5 separate regions of the Homo sapiens genome follow, and all the other regions are linked to region 5. A link is a contact called in ENCODE Hi-C or POLR2A ChIA-PET data. All regions are on one chromosome and are shown on one strand. Each heading gives the region's core, a stretch centred on a gene start or an enhancer-like site at or near the end of the contact. The rest is flanking DNA. Distances are from core to core; before and after follow the strand shown.

What was found. Hi-C counts contacts between places; a loop is a spot of excess contacts on that map. ChIA-PET counts read pairs that join two places held with the same protein, here RNA polymerase II (POLR2A). Pooled maps may share reads with other maps.
Region 1: a loop to region 5 is called in a pooled map, with 10 times the contacts of the local background. The contact joins the promoter of IL2RB here to the promoter of EIF3D in region 5. A Hi-C loop is called at or near these places in 4 of 37 single-sample maps with no recorded cell type and 7 of 50 pooled maps. POLR2A ChIA-PET finds 5 or more read pairs at or near these places in 2 of 52 experiments (HEK293 and activated CD8-positive, alpha-beta memory T cell).
Region 2: a pooled map shows a loop between it and region 5 (13-fold over the local background). The contact joins the enhancer-like site here to the promoter of EIF3D in region 5. A Hi-C loop is called at or near these places in 1 of 37 single-sample maps with no recorded cell type and 9 of 50 pooled maps. POLR2A ChIA-PET finds 5 or more read pairs at or near these places in 3 of 52 experiments (T-cell, activated T-cell and activated naive CD4-positive, alpha-beta T cell).
Region 3: a pooled map shows a loop between it and region 5 (6-fold over the local background). The contact joins the enhancer-like site here to the promoter of EIF3D in region 5. A Hi-C loop is called at or near these places in 5 of 50 pooled maps. POLR2A ChIA-PET finds 5 or more read pairs at or near these places in 3 of 52 experiments (A673, activated B cell and activated CD4-positive, alpha-beta T cell).
Region 4: a loop to region 5 is called in a pooled map, with 5 times the contacts of the local background. The contact joins the enhancer-like site here to the promoter of EIF3D in region 5. A Hi-C loop is called at or near these places in 1 of 37 single-sample maps with no recorded cell type and 5 of 50 pooled maps. POLR2A ChIA-PET finds 5 or more read pairs at or near these places in 2 of 52 experiments (both activated CD4-positive, alpha-beta T cell).

What each region holds. Positions count from the first base shown.
Region 1 is chr22:37,148,467-37,151,166 of GRCh38, forward strand. IL2RB (interleukin 2 receptor subunit beta) reads right to left here and starts at 1,450. Exons shown (of 10, transcript NM_000878.5): 1 at 1,359-1,450. RefSeq lists a promoter at 1,360-2,315 and enhancers at 1,490-1,512, 1,595-1,626, 1,709-1,820.
Region 2 is chr22:37,121,073-37,123,772 of GRCh38, forward strand. No RefSeq gene overlaps it. Among named protein-coding and RNA genes, the nearest start is that of TMPRSS6, 13 kb to the left of the region's middle. Within about 2 kb of position 1,264, at least 6 of the 41 ENCODE cell types and tissues checked have a DNase peak (open chromatin) inside an H3K27ac peak, as active enhancers do.
Region 3 is chr22:37,078,731-37,081,430 of GRCh38, forward strand. All of the region lies in intron 10 of TMPRSS6 (transmembrane serine protease 6), which reads right to left. Among named protein-coding and RNA genes, the nearest start is that of KCTD17, 28 kb to the left of the region's middle. RefSeq lists an enhancer at 1,651-2,631. Within about 2 kb of position 1,306, at least 5 of the 41 ENCODE cell types and tissues checked have a DNase peak (open chromatin) inside an H3K27ac peak, as active enhancers do.
Region 4 is chr22:37,223,491-37,226,190 of GRCh38, forward strand. RAC2 (Rac family small GTPase 2) reads right to left here. Exons shown (of 7, transcript NM_002872.5): 7 at 1,780-2,549. Among named protein-coding and RNA genes, the nearest start is that of SSTR3, 12 kb to the left of the region's middle. Within about 2 kb of position 1,451, at least 5 of the 41 ENCODE cell types and tissues checked have a DNase peak (open chromatin) inside an H3K27ac peak, as active enhancers do.
Region 5 is chr22:36,527,878-36,530,577 of GRCh38, forward strand. It overlaps EIF3D (eukaryotic translation initiation factor 3 subunit D), which reads right to left and starts at 1,289. Exons shown (of 15, transcript NM_003753.4): 1 at 1,199-1,289. RefSeq lists enhancers at 800-849, 1,160-1,559.

The sequences.
Region 1 (2,700 bases), core at 200-2,699, 620 kb after region 5:
TGAAACTGGTCACACCCACGGATGCCTACGTCCCCACCACAGCCCTGCAAGGTGGGTCTTGCTGCCCCATTTGATCCATGCCAGAACTGAAGCCCGGAGCGGCTGACCCCAGCCATCTGATTTTCAGAGAGATGCTGCTGGGGACAGGGACTGGTGCCTGCTCTCTCTCTGCCTACACTGCCTGCCCTGAGCGCTCGGGGGTAGTTCAGCTTTTAGCCCTCCCTACAGCCCCATGAGGAGGCTCTAGTATGCCTCCTTTTTGCCAAATGAGGAGACTAAGAAACGGGTCAACCTCTCACCCAGGCGAGAAGGGCATAGAGCTGGGATTTGAACCTGGTCAGGTGCAGTTCGGGGCCCCTGCTGCCATCAGGGGTATATGGTGGCTGGGGCAGGGTGGTAAAGCAGGAGCTCGGGAGCCCATGGTTCATCCAACTTGACCTCTGAACTCAATGGGGCCTATGTCCCCTCGTCCTCTCTGGCCACCTCCACCTGCCACCCCCCTGCTCCCATACACAGTGCTTGTCTCTTGCTATTTAACTTCAGGGGCTTCTCCAGCTGGGTGCGGGACCCTGGCTGTGGGGGAAGGAAGGGGACCCTTGGGGATAGCTCAGCTCCTCACTCCACCTCCCTCCCCCGAGGTGCTACAAACACAGTTAAGAGTGGGAGGCTTCGGCCCCCAGGAGAGGAGAGAGCATGAGCTCCAGGCAGCCCCAAAGATAGGGTCCCATCCCCAATGTCCGGAGATGCTTCTGACCTGTCCAGTCATGCAGCCAAGGGAGGGACAAACCCAGACTCAAACCCAGGGCTCTGCCTCCAGCCTGGGGCTCCCAGAGGCCTCGCAGCAACTTCACTTCATAGATGGCTCTCCAAGGGGACCCTTCTGTCCCCACTTACTCCACAAGCCTCCTGATGAGCACGCAACACAGGGCTGCCTCCCCCGGTATATGGGCCCCACTCCACAGAGGTCAGGAGGGGGCTCCCGCCTGTCCCACCCCATATCCCGTACCCTCTCCGGGCACCCAGGCTATCCACCCATCCCTTCTCCACCTCTCCGGGTTGGGGGCCCAGCACACAGAGCCCAGGGAAGCCCCTCATCCCACAGCAGTCCCTAGCCTCCCCTGAATGGGTTGGGAAGGAGAGCTGACCTGGGACTGGGGACCGCTTTTTCCTCCAGCCAGGAGCCATGAGAGCTGGGCCCAACCCCTCCCTAGGGGAATTCTAAGACAAAGTTGGGGGATGGGAGTTCAGGCAGAAACTGCTGGGGGAACTGAGTCAGAGCTGAAAGTCTTCTCTGTGACTTTCACTCCCAGCCCTCTGGCTGGTCCACAGGGGCCGGGAGGGAGGCAGGGGGACATCACCTGGCTGAGACATGGGGCGGTGGCAGCGCGCGCTCTCCAGTCCTCCCCGGTGCTGGGACCGTGGCCATCTCTCCAGGGCCCTGCTGAGCTCTGGCTGCTGGGGCCGCAAAGACTAAAAGCCCAGAGCCAGCCCACTTCCTGTGCAGAGGATAGAGGGGCAAGGCCTGGGGTGGAGAGGCGGGGAGACGAGGCTTATGAGAAAGCCTGAAACTCCTCAAGCACCCAGGGCCAGATAAAGATCTGCCTCCTACGCTGGGGGCGGCACACACACACACACACACACACACACACACACACACACACACAGACACACATTGTCAAATAGGGGCCTAGCTGCACACAGGAGCCAAGGGAACGCAGGCCCTCCCTCTCTCCCCTCCTACATCACCCCCACGCCAACTCACACAGGCTACCCAACACCTCTGACGCCTCCATCCGGTCACACACATACCCACTAATACGTAGGCTTCACACAAGCAGGTCCCTCTAGGTGACCCCAGCGTCTCACCCTCCTCCCAGCCTGCAACACACCATCTTTCCGAGACTCCCATTTCACCCAGCCTTCCAGGAAGCCCCTTACTCCGTTTAGCATTCAGAGATGACTGTTTTTTTTAGTTTTTAATTTTGTGGGCATGTGGTAGGTGTCTATATTCATGAGGCACATGAGCTATTTTGATACAGGCATACAATGTATAATAATCACATCAGGGTAAATGGGGTATCCATCACCTCAAGTATTTATCCTTTCTTTGTGTTAAAATCCAAGTATACTCTTTTAGTTATTTTTAAATGTACAATAAATTATTGTTGACTAAAGTCACCCTGTTATGCTATCAAATACTAGATCTTATTCATTCGATCTAATTCTGTTTTCGTACCCAACAACAATCCCCACCCCTCCAACCCCCACTGCCCTTCCCATCTCCATCACTGCCCTTCCCATTTCCATGAATTCAATTGTTTTAATTTTTAGCTCCCACAAATAAGTGAGAACATGTGAGCTTTGTCTTTTTGTGCCTGGCCTGTTTCACTTAACATAATGACCTCCAGTTTCAAACATGTGGTTGCAAAGACAGGATCTCATTCTTTTTCATGGCTGAATAGTACTCCATTGCATATATGTACCACATTTTCTTTATTCATTCATCTGTTGATGGGCACTTAGGTTGCTTCCAAATCCTGGGTATTGTGAACAGTGCTGCAACAAATGTGGGAATGCAGATGTCTCTTCCATATACTGATTTCCTTTCTTCTGGGTATATACTCAGCAGTGGGATTGCTGGATCATATAGTAGTTCTATTTTTAGTGTTTTGAGGACTCTTCAAACTGTTCTTTATAGTG
Region 2 (2,700 bases), core at 14-2,513, 590 kb after region 5:
AGCAGCTTCCACATCTCTGGCCCCTGGCTGCCCTGGTCACAGCCCTGTCTCTGTCTGTCTCTCCCACGGCTAGCTCTTCTCTCCTAAGTACTTTACATTAACTTACTTCTTTTTTTGTAACAGGGCCTCACTCTGTTGCCCAGGCTGGAGTGCAGTGGCACGATCAATGCTCACTGCAGCCTCAATCTCCTATGCTCAAGGGATCTTCCCACCTCGGCCTCCCTAGTAGCTAGGACTACACGTATGTACCACCATGCCCGGCTAATTTTCTGTATATATTTTTTGTAGACACAGGGTCTCACCATGTTAGCCAGGCTGGTCTTGGACTCCTGGGCTCAAGGGATCCTCCCACCTGGACCTCCCTAAGTGCTGGATTACAGGTGCAAGCCACAGCACCCTGCCACATTCAATTATTTCTTTCATCCTCACAACAGTCCTGGTATTGTCCCCTTTTACAGATGAGAAAACTGAGGCACGGAGAAGCTTAGGTATTTGTCCAAAGTCACAGCTGATAGGCAGCAGGGCCAGTACTTAACCCAGGCTGCGGGGCTCCAGAGTGAGGGGGCCAGTACTTAACCCGGCTGCGGGGCTCCAGAGTGAGGGGGCCAGTACTTAACCCGGCTGCGGGGCTCCAGAGTTAAGGCTATAACCACTATGCCACACTGCCCCAAGGTGTCCACAAAGGCTGAAAGTGTAGAATGAAGGGGGCTTTGCTCGCTGCTGGATCCCCAACACCGTGACTTGCAGGTACTAGGCCCTCCTAAATGTCTGTTGAATGAATAAATGAATGAATGAACAATTCCTTCCTCTTCTAAGAACCATCCTCAAGCAGCTATCCAAAACTACCTGAACTCTGGCTCAGCCTCTCTTGCTAAAGCCCCGCACGGCATTCCACAATTCCTCCCCAGGTTAGAAGACTCCACCAGAGTGTTCACTGGCACCATTTCCTGATCAAGGCTTGTGCTCACAGGACCGGGTTGATTTTCTTCCACACCGAAGGAGGGCTGTGATCAGCTGGTCTACTTGTATGTGTCCTCCAGAGTCACTCCCTCCCAGACAAGGTTGGAGACTCTTTGTGGACAGAGCAGTAGCCGGCCTCCTCTCTGTGGCCAGTGCCCAGCATGAGGCCAGGTAAATAGAGGAATGGGAGATGAGACATTGTCTGCCAGCTCTGCTCCTCCCTCCGTCTGCATCCTGGCTTCCTGGAATCGTAGACTGGGCACTCCCCCCTCCACTACCCGACCTGCGTCTCTCACCACTCAGCGCTTCCTGCCTCACTTTCTGCCAGGCTCTGTGATGGGAGCCTCGAGTGTGTCATAGCCCTGGTGGTGGAAAATGTCTCTAAGCAAGTCAGCCTAGGGGATGTCCCAGGCCTGTCACAGGTGCTGGTGGTGAGCTCAAATTTAATCAACACTCCCTCCCCCACTACCAAACGCACTGTGTGGCCCGGGACACGGCACCGCCATCCCCTCAGGGCCTCTGGGCCTCTACTGAGGAACAAGACTTAGAACCTCTGTCATTCCTATCTTGGTAGGTCACTGTGTGTTTGTGTGGGATACCAGGGGTGCACACCCTTTAGAAGCTGTAAGAAGCTGTGCCATGTGGGTGCTAAATATTGCCTGGGTTCAACTTGCTCCACTACATTCTAGCTGTGTGATCATGGGTAAGTCACTTGGCCACTCTGAGCCATAGGCTCAGCTATAAAATGGGCTAAGAATAGTACCTCCCTCATGGCATTTGCTTAAGGATCCAGTGAGTTAAGGATGCTTCCAGAGAGTGGAAGGATCAATGTGCTTATAACAGAGTCTGACGCATCTAAGTGCTCAATACATGCAGTTCTCGAAGACTTTGAAGGACCGAGAACATTCCACAGTGGCTCTCACAGATCCTTGACCCCAAAGCTGTCCCTCCCCCACTGCCTGTTGATAAAGCCCAAATTGTCAAATAGTGGCTGCTAATCTGCAAGAACAATTCCTCTCTCTTCCAAGCACCATCCTCAATCAACTATAACCAAAACTAGCTGAGTTCCAGTTGAGCCCCCTTGCTAAAGCTCCACCCAACATTCCACCCTCCTTCCCCAATTAGAAGGTCCTTTCAGAGTCTTCTTGTGCCTGGCTTTTCTGACTAAAGTCTTGAGCTAACGGGGCTCTACCTGATGTTCTTCCAAAGCTATTAGTATCACCCTTAGATCCCCAGAATCTAGCCCAGGCTCTGACCCACGGCACAACAGTTGGTTATAACAGAGGTAGCTCAGGAGGGGGACAGTAGGAGGAAGTAATCTACTCTACTTGGGGGCAAATCAGAGGGCCTGCCAGAAGCAGAGATGCTTGAGTGGGGTTCTGAGGGATGCATAGGAACCTGAGGGTAGATAGCTTGGGTGGCAGGGCAGGGCTACTTCAAACCCAGGGATCAGCAGGTGCCAAGCAAATGAGTCAGTTGCAATCCCTACTCTCATCCCCACCCCCCAACCCCAGCGTGAACTCTTGATGTAAAATACATGTAGCCCAGGCCTTAAGCCATATTCCATGTGGCACCTGGAACCACAGAATGTCAGGGCTAGGAGAGCACTTAGAAATCATCCAATCTGCCTGCCCAATTCACAGATGGGGCAACTGAGGCATAAGAGCAGATGGGACCTCCCCAAAGTCCCCCAAGCCATGGACGATCACATTAAGGACCTCAGCCATTATCCTGAAAATG
Region 3 (2,700 bases), core at 56-2,555, 550 kb after region 5:
AAGAAAAGATGAAGAGGAAGAAAGGAGAAAGAGAATGAGGAGAAGGAGGAGGAGAAGAAGAAGGAGGAGGAGGAAGAGGAGAAGGAGAAGAAGAAGAAAGAGGAGGAGGAGAAGGAAGAGAAGGAGAAGAAGGAGAAGAGGAAGGGAGAAGAAGGGAAAAGGAGAATAAGGAAGAAGAAAGAAGAAAGAGAAAGAAGAGGAAGAAGGAGAAGGAGAAGGAGAAAAAGAGAAAGAAAGAAAGAAAAAGAAAGAAAGAAAGAAAGAAAGAAAGAAAGAAAGAAAGAAAGAGAAAGAGAGAAAGAAAGAAAAGCCCCGAAAACACCACTGGACTACCCTACCCCCCATCATAGACTCTAGCCCTGGCCTGGCCCCTTGGCCCATCTGAGTTTTCTGTTTCTGCTGCAGAACTCTCTGGGGGAGGGTGCACATTCTCTGGCTCTCCAGTGCCTCCCGTCCAACAAGTGCTCCCCTCTAGCCCTCTCCAAGAAGCACCAGAAGCCTGACTGCTGCGATGCCTGCCAGTTCATCTTGGCTACAAAGTACTGAGTGTCTGAAGGCACATTTTTGCACCGTGTGGCCTGCCTTGCTTCCTCACCTCTCTGGATATGGGGAATATTTCCTTCTTGCCTCATCCAGGAGGTAGACAGGGACCCTGTCAGGATGTACTGCCTGGAGGGATAGATGCATGGATGGATGGATGGATGGATGGAAGGGTGGGGAGAACACAAGAAGGAAGAAGGAAAGAAGGGTGCGTGGGTGGATGAATGCACACCCCCGTGCCCTTACCTACAGACAGATTAAAGGGGAAGGAGGGTCACAGAAGGCAAGTGCTGAAGAGGGGAGGAGAGCAGCACCTGGCATTGCCAGAGCTCTAGACCTGGGGCTGCAGAGCTGAATTGGCAGCCTGGCTTTGCCCCAGGAACAAGCTGTGTGACCTTGGGTCACCCTCAGCAAGCTTTAGTTTTCACATTTGTAAAACAGGGGTGATCGTATCTCCCTTGTGGCATGGTTTAAGGCATGCATAGGAAATGACTTCTTTGAAGCACTTGCTGACGTCAGGCTGTGAGCTCATGGAGGAAGCAGCTTGCACTCTCCTGCACGGCCAGCCCAGCTCAGGTCAGCCACACTGAAGTTCCTACTAAGTGTCTGTGGCTGCCGCCTGTGCTGGCCACTAGCGCTCCGGAGAACACAAGGGCCACCCCATAGCCAGGCCAGGCCGGGTCGGGGGTGGCTCCAGCTGGCCTAGGGAACCCATGGTTCTGCCTGTCCCCACTGGCTGGGAGTGAGTGGAAATGGTGGGGCGAATCACAAGAGAAGTGATGTCACAGGAGAGGAAGCTGGCAGGAGGCAGGTTCCCGGAAAGGGGGAAGCCCGTGCTTCGGTGGCAGCCCGTGAGAGTGGCTTCTGCGAAATGGAGCAGCCATGGCCAGATCTCACGGGCCAAGTCCCTCTACCACCCCCAGGCCACTCAAGGGCCTGAGGCCTCAGCTGGGCTCAAGTGGGCACCGGGAGAAGCTAGGTAGAAAGCAGGCAGGTCAGGGGTGAAGGAGGCACCACAGTCTCAGAGGAGTCAGGTGAAGTGCCTAAGGATGCTTAGTCCATGGGGGGCCCACCAGGCCAGCCTTTCCTCATCACTACGCTGGCACTTGAGGGTTAAGATACCCTCTCCCCTGACCCGCCCTCTCCATCAATGGGCATTCTGGGCCAAAGGGCTGTACCTCCCCCTCCCTAAAGTGCCTTGTCTGAAAATCTGCTCTTCCCTAGACCTCTCATGTCTTTGCCACCCACACAAGCAGATTTCCAACAAATGCTCATTCTAAGAATTTCTCAGCATCTACATGGGATGATCACTATCGCCCATGATCATAACTAGAGGGCACAGTGGCCCAGTGCGGATGGTTTGCAGGCGCCACCTCTGCCTTCCCTTCCACATTCATTCACACAGGAGGAGTCTGCGGGGAGGGGACAAGAGTCTGCCCCTGGGGACCCTGGACCCTTAATGAAAGTCTGAGAAGAAAGGGCTGGGACTTCCCAGGCCGCTCTGGAACTGGTGGGACAGCCACAGAAACTGTCGATCCCCCCACCCAGATGCCAGTGGGTTGGCTGGGGATGCCTTGGCTGAGGGAGTCACCAGCTGGCATGGGCCGCTAGAGGCTCAGAGGGAAGAATCGCACACGTGGACCACACACACATGCACGTACACGTGCACAGACATGCATGGATGTACGCACGCACACAGACATGCATCTGTGCACCCACGTGCACTCCAGATCAGGCTGCCTGGCCTTAACTCTGGCTCAAAGAGCTGGGTGACTTTGTGCAAATTACTTCATCTCTCTGTGTCTTGGGTGTCTCACTGGTCTGTGAAGGCAGTACAGGCACCTGCTTCCTCGCTGGGTTGTTGAGGCTGAAAGAGCCAGCACCATAAACCCCTCAGCTTGTGCCTGCCCAGAGCAGAGTGAGAGCCGGTGATGAACGCAGGTTTGTTGCACTTGACCTAAGCCCGCGTGTGCAATGTTCTCCACGCGTTGTCTCACTTAGTCTTCCCAGGGTGGGGGTCTCTTTCACGCCCTTTTTTCAGATGAGTTACCTGAGGTTGGGAGATGTAAGTCCTCGCCCAGGTAGGAAGCAGAGGAGACAGGTGCTGAGCCCTGGCCTGTCTGGCTTCGACACTTAAGCGCTTTCCACCTCACCAGCCTG
Region 4 (2,700 bases), core at 201-2,700, 700 kb after region 5:
TTAGCAAGGAGGATGGGAACAGAGGGAGAGGGTGGGAAAGGACAGCATCTGCCTTGTCAATTTGAGCCAAACCTGTGCCCTCCCGCATCCTCATCTCCTCTTCTGCAAACCGTGGCTAAGAGTACCTATCTTGGAAGGCTATTAGAACATTAAATGAGATAATATGTGCATGGGAGCCAAGACAATGAGTAAAGGAAGTTATTTACTGACATTATTATCATATAGAAGCAAAGATTGTCTCTACTGGGGTCGACCTAACGGGCTGAACACACATGGAAGGAGATCCGGGCCCACCTTTGCCCTGCAGGGAAGTTCCAGGAGCAAAGGAAAGGGGTCCAGTATGTTCAAAGGCCTGGAATGAAAGAAGCATGAATGTGGAGTGGAAGAAATGACAGTCCAGTCTGATGGTAGAGGCACGAGTGCAATAAGAGTGGGAGGCAGAGGATGGCCAGACCTTCAGGGCCATGGTTTGTTGCGGAGGCTCTGGAGTTTATCCCAAGGCTCTGTGAAGAGGAGGGATCAGAAAGAGGCTCCCTCAGACTCTGGCCAACCTCAGGGGGTGCCTCAGGGATCTTAGACATCGAACATACTAGGGAGTGGGGTCCTGGCCGCCTGCATCTGTATGGTGCCATGGATGGGTGGGGTTTAGTATTTCCTTTCTGTTTCAGAAGAGAAGTAACTTTGAAAACATCATGACTTTGAGCTGAAACTAAGAAAAGCAAAGGGGTTTCCCCTCTGCACCTAATCCCTTTTAAGGGGGGCTCCCAGGAGGTGAGTGAGCTGGAGGGGGTCCTGCCTCAGAACATGGGGACTAATGGGGATAGTGGGGTTGGCTGGGAGCTCTGGGAAAGCACAATGTGGAAACTCAAGCATTTCATGGGCTGGAAATTGGGGTCTTCTGGGTTGTCAGGGGCAGCCTCTTAGATCTCTTAGCCTCTCTAGAGTGTCAGCCTCCTGAGGGCAGGGACTTCTGAGCACTGCTGGATCCCTGGCACCTAGAACAGTGCCAGGCACAGAAGAGGTGCTCAATAAATGTGTGTTTGATGAATGAGTGAGAAGTTGAGATAGAGGAGAGTAATTGTCCGCAGGAGGGGGAGGTCTGGCACCTCCACAGAACTTAGCAAGTCCTGAGGTGGGACTGACTGTGCAGGCACTGTTGTGCCCATGTCGGAACTTCTTAAATCCTCACAACAACCCCGCCTCTCTTTTAAAGAAACTCCCCTTTGCTTATCACCTTCGGGGTCCAGCATTGTTTCATTTCACTGCTGAAATGAACACTTTCCCATGACCTCCAGTAGTGGAGGTTGAGGGTTTCTCGCCCAAATTCCCAAATTCCCGCCAGGCTCTCAGCCCACTTTGGAACTCACCCTCCCCCCCAGTACACACGCTTTCGCTGGGGTTGCCGCAGTTCTGTTCCAGCATGGCATATGGTCCATGCCTGGCCAGTCAGAGCACAGCACTGCACCACTCTGACAAATATGATTGGTTAAAAGGGGGCCCAGGACCTAAGCTGGTCCAATCACAGTAAATCTTAGTTAGAACTTTGCCTGGGATAGACATTTGCTCTTTTTGGCTGAACTTGAACTTGGAAGGATGAGGCCCTGAACTTGAACTTGGAAGGATGAAACCCTGAACTTGAACTTGGGAGGATGAAGCCCTAAGTCGCCTGCCTGAGAATGAACCAGCCAGCAGAAGGCAGAGCCCAGAGCTAAACAAGCCTCGATGACATCATTTGAATACCTTGATCAAGCTGCACCTGAAATCACGATATCTCCAAACTTGAATCAATAAATTTATTTTCTGCTTAAGCAGGTTGAGTTGGGTTTTCTATTTGCAATAGCAAAAGTCCTGACTGGCAAGGTTTAAAAGTTTGAAGACTCTCACAGGTAAGTGCAGCTCAGGATCCTGTGAGTGCAGCAGAAAGTCTTAAGAAATGGCAGGGGCTGGTTGAACCCAGATTTTCCATTGGCTGAGCAGATATCCCCAGAGGCGTAGAAAATTAAATTTGTTTTATGTTGTTCCAAAAGAGGAGAACTGAGGCCAGAGGAGCACACTTCTGAGACACTCATTTTTGCTGGGTAGAGGAACTCTCTGGCAAGCAGGACCATCGATATTAGAGCAGCTGGCCTCAGGAGGGAGTAAGAGCCCCATCCCTGAAGGTACACAAGTTGTGGCAGCAACCATCTGGCCTGCAGTTTCCAGAGGGGAGTCAGGCGTGGGGTGGGACTGGAGTGAACGGGTAGATGCTTCCACATGCGGCAGTTGGCACTGACGGCAGGAACACGGGGGTGGCTTAATGGGTCCTGGGGCTCCCCTCTGGCCCTCAGGAAGGCAGGAGCATGAGGGGCTTGGGATGCAGCACCTGCAAATTTGCACGTTCCTGGCCTCAGGAGGCCTCCAGTACAGAAAAGACCATCAACGAAGCTCTGCAGCCATCTGCTAAGAAACGCCACAGGGAGGGGACAGCATGGCCAGCCGGGGTGCCATCAGGCTTTGGGTGGGGATCCTGGAGGATCAGACCCATCTAGGTGGGAGCGCTGGGGTGCAACCTGGAAGGAAGATAAGCAGGGAAAGAGAATTTGGGGACATGCAGAATCCACAGCTCTCGCCTTCCTGGCTCACAGCTCATTCCCACCTCCAGGTCTTTGCTCAAGGTTTGACTCCCACCAGGACTGCCAATGCTGCTCTCCCCACCTCACC
Region 5 (2,700 bases), core at 39-2,538:
AACTCTCCTCAAAGCCCCATGCTGGGGAGATTGAGGCTTCCTTCAGAGATGACATTTGGGTGACAGCAACACAGGATGAACCTAGAAGTTTCATCTTTCTAATAGAAACTATAGGAAGAGGACAGAAGAAAAAGGGTGGTGGTCTCAGAACAATTTGTATTAAATAAATATTGCTGAGCTCCTACGTGTTAGGCCCTATACCAGATAATTTAACACCATTGACCACCCCCCCACCCCTACTTTAGAGGCAAAAATTTGAAGCTCAGCCTACTCAAGCAGCTGACCTCATCATTTCAAAACAGATTTGATTTCCAGGGTTGCCTGCTGTCAGTCCAGCCTTCTTTCCATTATATTACAGCTGGGCAGCAGCCCGCAAAGATCAGGGGTTTGAGACCGTACATCATAATACCAAGACAACGAGTCTCAAAACACACTTTAAAAAATCGGGTTCTGTCAGAAGCTCAAGAAGGGAAGAGGCCCGAGGCTCGACCTGCATCACCTCCCTGGAAAGCCAGGGATGAGATACCCTGGCTTTAATAAATGTTTTTTTTTTTAAGAGCAGAGCGGAACCAGGAGGAGAAACTGAGCCGCTCAGCAAAAACGAAGTAACAGCTGTACTAGTCACAGGGGCAGGATAGGGAGGTTCCAAGAGGGCACTCAGAAGGGGCTCTGTGGTTGGCAGGCCACTACAGATCATAAGCCGTCCATCGCTGAACAGGGGGTGGGGTAGATTTAAGATCAGAGATCAAATCTACTTCTCTATCCTAGCCTCCAGTTTCACAAAAAAGGAAAGATAACCTATGCACTGTGAATTCCTAAGAACAGGGGCCAAACACCGCTCAGCCTGGTACCCCTAAGACCTCACTCAAAAAGTCAGGGAGTTTTCGGCCACTTCAGAAAGACTTTGTTGTTACCCCTCCGTCTTAACCCAGGTGAGTTAAGTGACAATCAAATTCACCCAGCTCATGGGCACTGAGCAGGGCCGAGGGCCAAGGACCTCACCCACAAGGTCGTGTCCCGCGTTCAGTAGCGTGCGGGACGCGGGGCCCCCGAAAGTGGATTCCTGCCCCGCCCAGCGGAGGGACGGCAACAGCAGGAAGGGACTAAGAGAGGTCTCTTCCGGGAGGCCCCCCGAAGGCTGGACCTAGTCCGAACCGGCTCCGGAGGGCCGCAGGAACCTATGAAACACGCCGCTCACCTGCAATGGCCTCGGCCGGCCGGGATGGCAACAGATGGTGCGTGCCGGGGACCGCGTTAGCAGCAGCACTCTTGAGAAACCAGGAAAAGAGGAAACATGCGCGCGCAGCGGGCGCCGCCGTAAACACGACCGGCGCTGTCGTAAACTGCTCTCCCGCTTCCTCTGGGTTGGGCGGAAGAACTCACGAGCCGTAAAGCGAAGGTCCACCCGGAAATCCGTTACTGCGTTTCGCCAGGCGTCCTCATTAGCCTCCGAGGCGCCGAGACGCGAGAGGTGTGATTGGCACTACGTCAGGCGGTATCCGGGGACGCCCAAAGAGGGCGTTCATCACTGAAACTTGGCGGCCGCGCAATCGAAGCTCGAGGCGGGGAGCGACTGGCGCCCTTCTGTGTCCCACAATGCTTCGCGGCGCGCCTCAGCCCCCATGTATCCCACCGTCACCCGCGACTCCCCGCCTGTTCTACCTGCCTGCTTAATGTGAAACTCAGCGCAGGGGAGGTCCGTCGGTGTCTTAGGCGGTCCTTATTGTTACTCCTCCGCCTTTATAGTTGTGGAAACTGAGGCTCAGAAGTGCCAAGTGACCTGCCTAGATCAGACTGTTAGTTTAGGGTTCTAACCGCCAGAGTTCAAACCATACTTCCGCAGTTCTCAAACTTAATTGTAGGACAGGGATTTCTGGAACAGTGTTTTTATTTATTTTTATTTATTTTTTGAGACAGGGTTTCGCTCTGTCGCCCAGGCTGAAATGTAGTGGCAGGATCACGGCTTATTGCACCCTCGACTTCTCAGGTACAAGCGATCCTCCCAGTTCAGCCTCCCGAGTCGTTGGTGTACACAGGCACGCACAACCACGCCTGCCTAATTTTTGTATTTTTGGTAGAGATGGGGTTTTGCTATGTTGCTCAGGCTGGTCTCAAACTCCTGAGCTCAACAGTCCACCCACTGGGGCTAGGGTTACAGGCATGAGTCACCGTACCCGGCCAGCTAATGATTTTTAAAAATTTTGTAGAGACAGCGTCTCACTATGTTGCCCGGGCTGGTCTTTAACTCCTGGTCTAAAGTGGTCCTCTCGCCTCAGCGTGCGGAGCAGCTGAGGCTACAGGTGCATGCCACCATGCCTGGCTAATTTTTTTTTTTAGACGGAGTCTTGCTCTGTCTTCCAGGCTGGAGTGGAGTGCAGTGGCGCTATCTCAGTTCACTGCAACCTCCGCATCCCAGGTTCAGGTGATTCTCCTGCTTCAGTCTCCCGAGTAGCTGGGATTGCAGGCGTGTACCAACATGCCCGGCTAATTTTCCTTTTAGTAGAGACGGGGTTTCACCTTGCTGACCAGGCTGGTCTCGAACTCCTGACCTCAGGTGATCTACCCACCTCGGCCTCCCAAAGTGCTAGGATTACAGGCGTGAGCCACTGCGTCCGGCTGCCTGGCTAATTAAAAAAAAAAAAAAAAACTTCTGTGGAGACGAAGTCTCATCATGTTGCCAAGGCTAGTCTCAAACTCCTG